3 separate regions of the Homo sapiens genome follow, and all the other regions are linked to region 1. A link is a loop called in an ENCODE intact Hi-C map of the cell type or tissue named here. Cell type or tissue: gastrocnemius medialis. All regions are shown on one strand.

Region 1 (2,500 bases):
GGGGTGTCGGGAAGTGACCTTCTAGGCAGAGGGAACAGTGAGTGTAAAAGCCCCGAGGTGGGAGTGTGTCTGGTGTGCTTAAAGAACAGCATGGGGCCGATATGGCCATAGGGAAGTGAGTGGCAAGAACAGCGATAGGAGCTTAGCTCCAAGTGCTTAGGGCCATGCAGGCTAAGGCTCAGCTTTTACTCCAAGTGGCGTGGGGAACCATTGCAGGGATCTGAGCAGAGAAGACCATCTAACTTAAGTTTTAGAGCATTCACAATCTTATGGGACCTCCTGGATACTCTCTGGAAACAGATGGTGGGTGTTCACAAGGTCATCAAGGTCATCAGTAATGTGAGGCCAAGGCAACCAGCCCTTGGGGAGTGTGTCCTTGACCTTGACGGCAGGAAATGGGCGAGTCTGCTCCCTTAACTCTATGTTCCCCTTCTCCTTTTCCCTTAGAGAAGTGTCCCAGCTGATGGGGGCTTTCTGACCCGGGCACTGAACGAGCCTGGACTCTGGTGATACCAGGCAAATCTCGTGGGAAATAAACAGAGAACCCTGGCTTGTAACAGGAGTTTACCCCCAAAAGTCAAGGCAGACTTCCTGGAAGAGGAAGGCTCAGCTATCCGGTGATTAATAAAAGGCAAATCACCGCAAGAGAAACCAGCCTTTCGCGACCCTGGCAGTTGGACAGCATGGCTGTTGGTGCTGGGTCACCTTCAGAACGGCCTTGGCAAATGAGTGCTAATGAAAGCCTGGCTCAGGGACAGAATGAATGATTTAGACTACTCACCCCCTCCAGGCTCTCTCCTAGGCACATTTGGTAAATCCTTACCGTAATAACCAATAAGAGTTGAAGACATCGCCTCTCCACCCCTCCAAAGAAGGGAATGTCTAACGGTGGAATTGCAGGCACTGGGTAATGCTGGCTCCTAAGTGCCCTTGGGGAGGAGACTTCCGAGAATGCTTCTATTCCCATTACAAAAAAGGCTCCCATTCCCACCTGCCTTCTCCCAGAGAGGCTTGCGGTGACCACGACAGGTGCAACAGGGCTCGAGCTGGCGCGGGCGCAAGGGGTTCCTGGTCGGCCCAGGGCCGGGGTCCCAGTGCGCAGGTGGGCGGCGCCGCGTGCAATGGAGGCTGGCGGCCGACAGAGGGCGCAACGGAGCCGCTGGGCTCCCCCTGCTCTTTCCCGACTACCTCGCTGCCCAACTGCCCTGTCAGCCGTGTTCGCGGTGCCGCGGGGCGTGTGTGGGCGCCGTCAGGGAGGCCTTCCTAGGCCACTCCTCAACCATCATCTGCTGCCGTCCCTGGCCGCGGCCTAGCCCCATTTCCGGTCAACTTAGTCCCCCGCCCCCAGGCCGTCCAGATCTCGCCACACCCTCTGCAGGCCACCCCCACCCTTCCTTCCCTTCCAGGTGTGGTCAGTCGGGGAGGGTGGTGGCCGGGGGTGAGGGGCATGGTCTGGAGGACGTGGGCCCGGAACCCGGGAGTGAAGATTAGCGGTTTTGTACAGGGAAGCTGCAAATGAGAAGCCATAGCTGATTTCACCCCCAGCCATTGCCTTAGGCCTCGGTAGCCTCAAGCCTTAGGCCTGGGCGCTGGGATGGGGGCCTAGAGTAGAGTCCAGGGCCCCTGGGGAATGTGGGAAGGCATCTGCCCTGTTTACTTCTGCAGGCTCTGGCTGGTGATAGAGCCAATCATTATTTGTATGAATGAAAGAAAGAAATGGAGAGTAGTCCAGGCACGGTAGCCCATGGTGGCATTGCTTGAGGCTGCGAGTTGGAGACCAGCCTGGGCAACATAGCCAGTCCCCGTTGCTTAAAAAAAAAAAAAGAAAAGAAAGAAAAGAAAAAGAAATGGAAAGTGATCTAGGGATCTGTTTGTCTGTTTGCCTAAGACCCAGCTCTGGCCAGCCCTGATGGGTCCCAGGGGACCAGCAGGCTTTGCCATGCTCCTGTTGCTATGATACTTACCTGGAGCCCTCTCCCTCCATCTTCCCACACCTCACACGTTCCCTTTCACTTCTGCCACTGTTCCAATGCCCTTGCTAGTACTTGATCCAAATCTCTTATCCTAGCTTTCAATGTTCTGCATGGTCTTGCCCCACCCTATGAAGGGTAGCCGAATACACGGCCCTAAAATATGCCACTTGGGCACAAGGATTATTTTGAGCTGAAGGCAGTTGAGAAGAAGCAGAAACATGAAAAACTCTCTGCCCTCCCCCTATTTGCCTAAAAGCCGGATATAAATTTACAAGGGTGTCCCTCCTTCCCTCTCAATCAGGAAGGACAAAGGTTGATCACAGAAGACGGCCTTAGACCTCTATCAGCCTGGAGACAGCACCAGAGGAATCTGCATAAAAAGCTTTGCTAACTAGCCTTTATCTACCATTATTTTGTTCAGTTATTTGTCTTTCCACAATTGCCACCCCTAGGGACTCAAGGTCCATTGCTTTTGTCTTGTCACTTCTCTAAAATTGCATTGTTTTTTGTTGAAGATGCTATATAAG
Region 2 (2,500 bases), 260 kb after region 1:
GCCACTAAAACCCAGGTGAAGATCTTTCCCTGCCTAGTCCTCTGCAATTCTAGAGTGATTAGGGGCTCCCCTGGCATTTTCACAGCACCACAGCTACCTGATGGCATTGGTGTTTCACAGCAGAAGGCGCTGAGGGCACAGGGAGCTGAGCTGAAGCGACCTATCCAAGGTCACCTGTCTAGGAAGTAGCAGAACTGTTTCCAACCCCAGTCTCCTGATGCTGATTCACAGCTACCCTCTGGAGGGTTTCATTTTTCTCCTCTCTGACCCTTTGGAAAAGGATGCATTGAAGGACATAATGTTTTGATCCTTTGTTTTTGTGTTACATAAGTAAGGGAAAATTTCCTGTGACTTTACAAGTTCCTCTGTCTCTCCAGTGTTTCGAATTTGGTCCCTACACAGACTGGCTTCTTGCTCACACACTCTGCTAATGCCCAGGACTGCCTTCCATTTCAAGGGTTACCTCACCTTGCAGTGAGCCAAAAAGGTTTGCCCTCGGAATCTTCACCCTCGTTCCTCTCTTTCTGGGAACTACAGAAAGTTCGTTTCTGAGCCCGCAGAGTTTTTAACAGCACCTCCAGTTTCTCCTTAGTTCCTTCCCACGAGCCCGGAACCTGCTGTTAGCTGCTCTACTGAAAAATCCCCTTTTTTTCTCCCTGGGAGGAGTAGTAGGCACTCTTTCCAATTTCTACAAGCTGGTGGCAGGAGGGCTGGCATTCTTTCTCCCCTGCCTCATCAACACTTAATCCATCTTCCTGGCTCTGCCCACCCCTGAATTTGAAAAATGAAGTCAAAAACATCAAGGCGCATCCTTTTTGTGTGCCTGCTATTTTCAAGGGGCTGTAACGGTGATAGCAACCATGCAGGTACCCGCAGTGTGCTAAGCAGGGGCACTCTTCATGTCATCTCTGATATTCACAGCTACCCCATAATGGCGGACATGATTGTTTCCAGGCTACAGATGAGGAAACCGAGGCACAGACAGGGTAAATTACTCCCTCAAAGTCACACAGCTAGTAAGTGGGAGTACATGGGTAGGCAGAAATTTGAACTCTACCATCTCTGCCTCCAAAGCCTATGCACTTTTCCACTACCCCCTGCTGCCCTCCTCAGGAAGGAGGTGAGAGATGGCATCAGAGACCTTTCCAAAGATAAGCATGCCCTGTTTCCATTTTGCAACTCCTCTGCTGTCTGTGTGACACCACACATGCATAGCCTTTCCTCTTTGCCTCCTGTAAAGGTTTCAACTTTTTAAGTTAAATGAATTTTAAATAATTGGAGGGATACAAAAAAATATTTACATCTCTCTTTCCTTCTGCTGCAAAAATAGGGACCCTGGCAGGAGGCTGGGCATGCCAAGGCAGAAGGCTGCCATGCAGGCCTCTCTGATTTCAGTGCTGGCGTCACTGAGTCAGAGCCTGGGAAGCCCTCCCTCACCAAGGGGAACTTCAAGATAAGCCCCAGGGTCAGTGCTCTCCCATTCCAAACCCAAACCTGCTCAGCTACTCCCACCCTGGTGCAAACCCCCGAATCAGCCAGCCAGCACGTGACCATGCACGTCCCTCTGCCTGCCACAATCCCCAAGACACAACCTTGCTCTCAGACCCAGACCCGGTATGGGGTGTCCAACAGTGGCTCTGGGCATGAGGACAGGATGTGGGAAGAGCAGGTGCTCCGCCTCTGGGCACATGGCCACCCAGTCCAGCTTCACCCAGCACAACTCGTTTTCCAAATGTCCTAGTTTCAGCCTCCCTTTCTGCAACCCAGGCCAAATTGACCACCCCCAGATTTCTGTCCCCTGCTCATGGGGCTTGGCTGGGCCTGCTGGGGGCTGACGTGAGCCAGAATAACTGCGAAGGCAGGAGACGAAGGGGGTGTGAGCCGCCTTTTGGGATCTGTGCCCTGTCTCATGCACGAACACCCCCTGCCTGCCAGGCAGACCCATTCTTTTCACTGTGAGCCTCAGGAACAGAGAGTACAGGGCTGACCCACTCTGGGCCTCCCTGTAGAACTAGGGATGGTGAGGCAGGAACCCAGCAGAAGGATGGGGCCAGTTTCCAGTCCTTGAGAAAAAGGGGCTCAAACACGAAATTTGTGGGGAGCTTGTTGCCTCCCTTCTCAGAACCCTTGGATATCCCACAGCCTGCTCTCTTTACAGTGCCACCTAGGGAGCAAGAATTAGGTGCAGAGTGCTGGGAGAACCCCCAAACCAAATACAGATCCCTCATCTGGTCCCTTCCTGGCAGGTTGGGATGTGTGTCGCTTCGTCAGTTACTAGTATAGCACCTACTATATGTAGGCTTCCTGTGGGGGAGAGGGGGTCAGAGTGCAAGACATGGCAAGTGAGCAAGTTCCCCACCTAGTTGGGAAGTCATGCACCACATAAGACAGAATTCATTGCCAAGTGAATGTGTCCATCGGCAAGAAGGATCCATCCAGCGAGCACCAGGCATTGAACCCTGGGCTGGGGTTTCAAAGAAGAGACAGATAATTCCTGCAC
Region 3 (2,500 bases), 200 kb after region 1:
CCAGCCCACAGGGATTCGAAAGTGATGTCCAAGTTGTTTATGGTGATCAGACATCGTACCTCCAAGGGGGCGCTTTGGGCTGGTTATAGCCACAGACATGATTCCAGGGAGGTGCAGGGCTCTGGGGGAAGTCCCCAGAAATTCCCACCTCAGGACCCTCCTTCTCTCCCTTCCTGGATCTCAGGGAGTGGGGATGTGTGGCCACATCTCAAGTGCTCGAGACTCTGCTCTCCCAGGAAGCCTTCCCTGAGGGCGGAGCTCCTCCTGACCACACAACCGCCTCAAGGTCACGCTTAGTTACTGTGGGGCTCATGGATGTGATCCCTGTCCTGCCCCTCCCCAGGCTGAGAGGGACAGCGCCCCAGCCTCCTGCCTGCTTTGTTATTCCCCAAAGGACAGCAGCTCAACAAGGCTCAGAGCTCAGGATGTAGCCCAAATGCAGAGCCAGGGAACCCAGAGACACCCACACACACACAGATGTGGACCTCCGATCAGGGATGCTGCCCACGTGGAGCTTGGCAAGCCCTGCCTCTTACGGCCACGCAGGTGCAGAACCTAAGGGGCCTAAGGTCTTGCTAGGGTCTGGGCTCACACTCAGTGGGGAGCCTCCCTGTGGGACCCAGGTCATCTGCAGAGGCACAGTGTGTGGCCAGGGGCTGTGGCCTGGGAGGGGATGAGGGGAAAAGGGCCTTGCCTTTTCAGAATTCCACTGCACACCATCCCAGCCCATAAGTTCAGTGCCTGATGATGCCCTCCAAGGGCAGAGCAGCACAAAGGTCTAGGGGTGTGCATGCTTCTTCTTCCTTTGAGGGGGGCCTGCCCTGGGAAGCAGCCTTGGCGCTAGGCCAGCTGTGGGCCAGGCTGAGCCCTCCCTCCCCACCCCTGCCCTCAAGTATTTATAGAAGTTATTTTGGGAATTTTCTTTCTGAGCTCAGGGCACATTCCTGGGATTCTGTAACAGCCTTTCCAGCTGGGAAGCCAGGAATCAGCTGGAAGCTGCAGGAGCCTTCTGGTCCCTGGAGCCTGCGTTTGGGGACACCAGGGCTGCTGGGAGGAGCCTGCTCTACAGAAAGGGCCCTCCCTAACGCCACCCTGGAACATAGACACACCCTTCCAGGGAGGCTGGCATTCCAGCCCAGCTCCAGGCTCTCTGGCATTCCGGATTCTCTCAGGTGTGTCAGCCTCAACCTGTCCAACCAGACCTGGAACGGGAGGGAGGGAGGCGCCTCTCCAGGCTGAAAACCTCCCACTCCCATCACCACAGGCCTCCTGGAGCCAGGGCAGCTCCAAAGCCACAGGGTCCTACTTCCCTGATGTGGGGAGGGGAGCAAACCCTTCCAGCCCCACCCAGTGCTGGGGTGGGATGTGTTCACCCCAGAGCCCCCTGGGCCTCAAAAGAAGAGGCTCCTGCTGAGAAGAGCCCAGACTCACAAGGAGCCCAACCTAGGTGGGGGTCTCCTGGGGTAGTGAGTACCTGTCCCTTTCTCTTCTGGGGTCCTTTACAAGTGAGATGTAGAAGAACACCAGTAGGCCTCTTCAGCTGGGGCTAAGGGTTGTCTGTTTTCAGAGGGGCAGGGACCAGCGGCCAGGGGCCCGATGGGTCACATCCTGGGGGACTCTGCAGCCTGACGAACCTCCAAGAAATTGACTTCCTTGCCAGCCGTCTCCTCTGGCCAGTGGCTGGGCCTTTTCTCCTCCCCTTCCTGGGCTGGTATCAGGTTCTAGGTCTGTAGGGGCCTCTACCCATCCTGGAGCACTGCCTGGCCCAGCCCTCCAGGTCAGTCAAGAGGCTGTGGCTAGGCCTCTGGATCCCGGGTTCTAGAAGTGAGTCCCCGTGATGGGGAGTGAGAAGGGGGCCCAGTCACAGAAGGTCCCCTCTCTGGGCAGGAGGTACAGCCAAAGGCACAGTAAAGGACAGTTTGGGGAGGGGGCTGCTGGACAGGGAGAAAGGGCCGCATTACCTTCTCTCTCCATGTAGGGTGAGTCTTTCTTTTTTTTTTTTTTTTTTTTTTTTTGAAAAAATTGATTCTGGAGCTTAATTAAGCCAGCAGTGCTCAAGTATCATTCTGATCTGAATCTATGACAGGCTTCCTCATCAGGGTTGGTGATGGACTTCAGGAGCCTATATCAGCTTAAGGTTTTCCCAGAGTCCTGAGCCAGGGCTCAGGGTGTGTGTGTGGGGCTGTGCCAGCCCAGGGATAAGGTGGGTAGGGAGGGGCCTCTGATCCCCACTGAGCAGGTGCTGGGGGACACACCCTCATACCCCCCACACCATGGGCCTGCAGAACCCTCTACTTTCGTCTCCTCTACTTTCCCATCAGGGAATGTGACCTCAGGCAGCACTGGCGAGGGGTGAACAGAAAGCTCACAATAAAATCATCTCATCAGAGGTCACAGAGCCAAGACGCTCCTATTGAACTTTCCTGCCAAGCAGAAGCAAGATTCCATGTCCTCTCATGGCCTAGACCCCTCTAAGCCACCTGCCACAGCTCCGGAAATG

Evidence for each region. A loop is a pair of places that touch in the nucleus more often than their neighbours do. Peaks named below come from ENCODE experiments on the same cell type or tissue, not always from the same donor. Only the 100,000 strongest peaks of a DNase experiment are listed, where the experiment ranks them.
Region 2: it touches region 1 in a loop (5-fold over the local background); 6 of 110 quality-filtered maps call a loop at or near these places.
Region 3: a loop joins it to region 1, with 2.3 times the contacts of the local background. A loop is called at or near these places in 7 of 110 quality-filtered maps.

What each region holds. Positions count from the first base shown.
Region 1 is chr2:47,271,189-47,273,688 of GRCh38, reverse strand. All of the region lies in intron 3 of EPCAM-DT (EPCAM divergent transcript), which reads left to right. Among named protein-coding and RNA genes, the nearest start is that of BCYRN1, 63 kb to the left of the region's middle. RefSeq lists a silencer at 1,046-1,225. In gastrocnemius medialis, a CTCF peak has its summit at 1,128 (motif pointing right); a DNase peak (open chromatin) is centred at 1,148; H3K4me3 peaks cover 763 bases; H3K27ac peaks cover 2,177 bases.
Region 2 is chr2:47,014,041-47,016,540 of GRCh38, reverse strand. All of the region lies in intron 11 of TTC7A (tetratricopeptide repeat domain 7A), which reads right to left. Among named protein-coding and RNA genes, the nearest start is that of TTC7A, 74 kb to the right of the region's middle. In gastrocnemius medialis, a CTCF peak has its summit at 1,112 (motif pointing left); DNase peaks (open chromatin) are centred at 1,100, 1,435 and 1,640; H3K27ac peaks cover 2,412 bases.
Region 3 is chr2:47,068,378-47,070,877 of GRCh38, reverse strand. All of the region lies in intron 19 of TTC7A (tetratricopeptide repeat domain 7A), which reads right to left. Among named protein-coding and RNA genes, the nearest start is that of STPG4, 86 kb to the left of the region's middle. RefSeq lists enhancers at 627-1,483, 1-2,242. In gastrocnemius medialis, no CTCF peak of the experiment used is centred here; a DNase peak (open chromatin) is centred at 1,067; H3K27ac peaks cover 2,500 bases.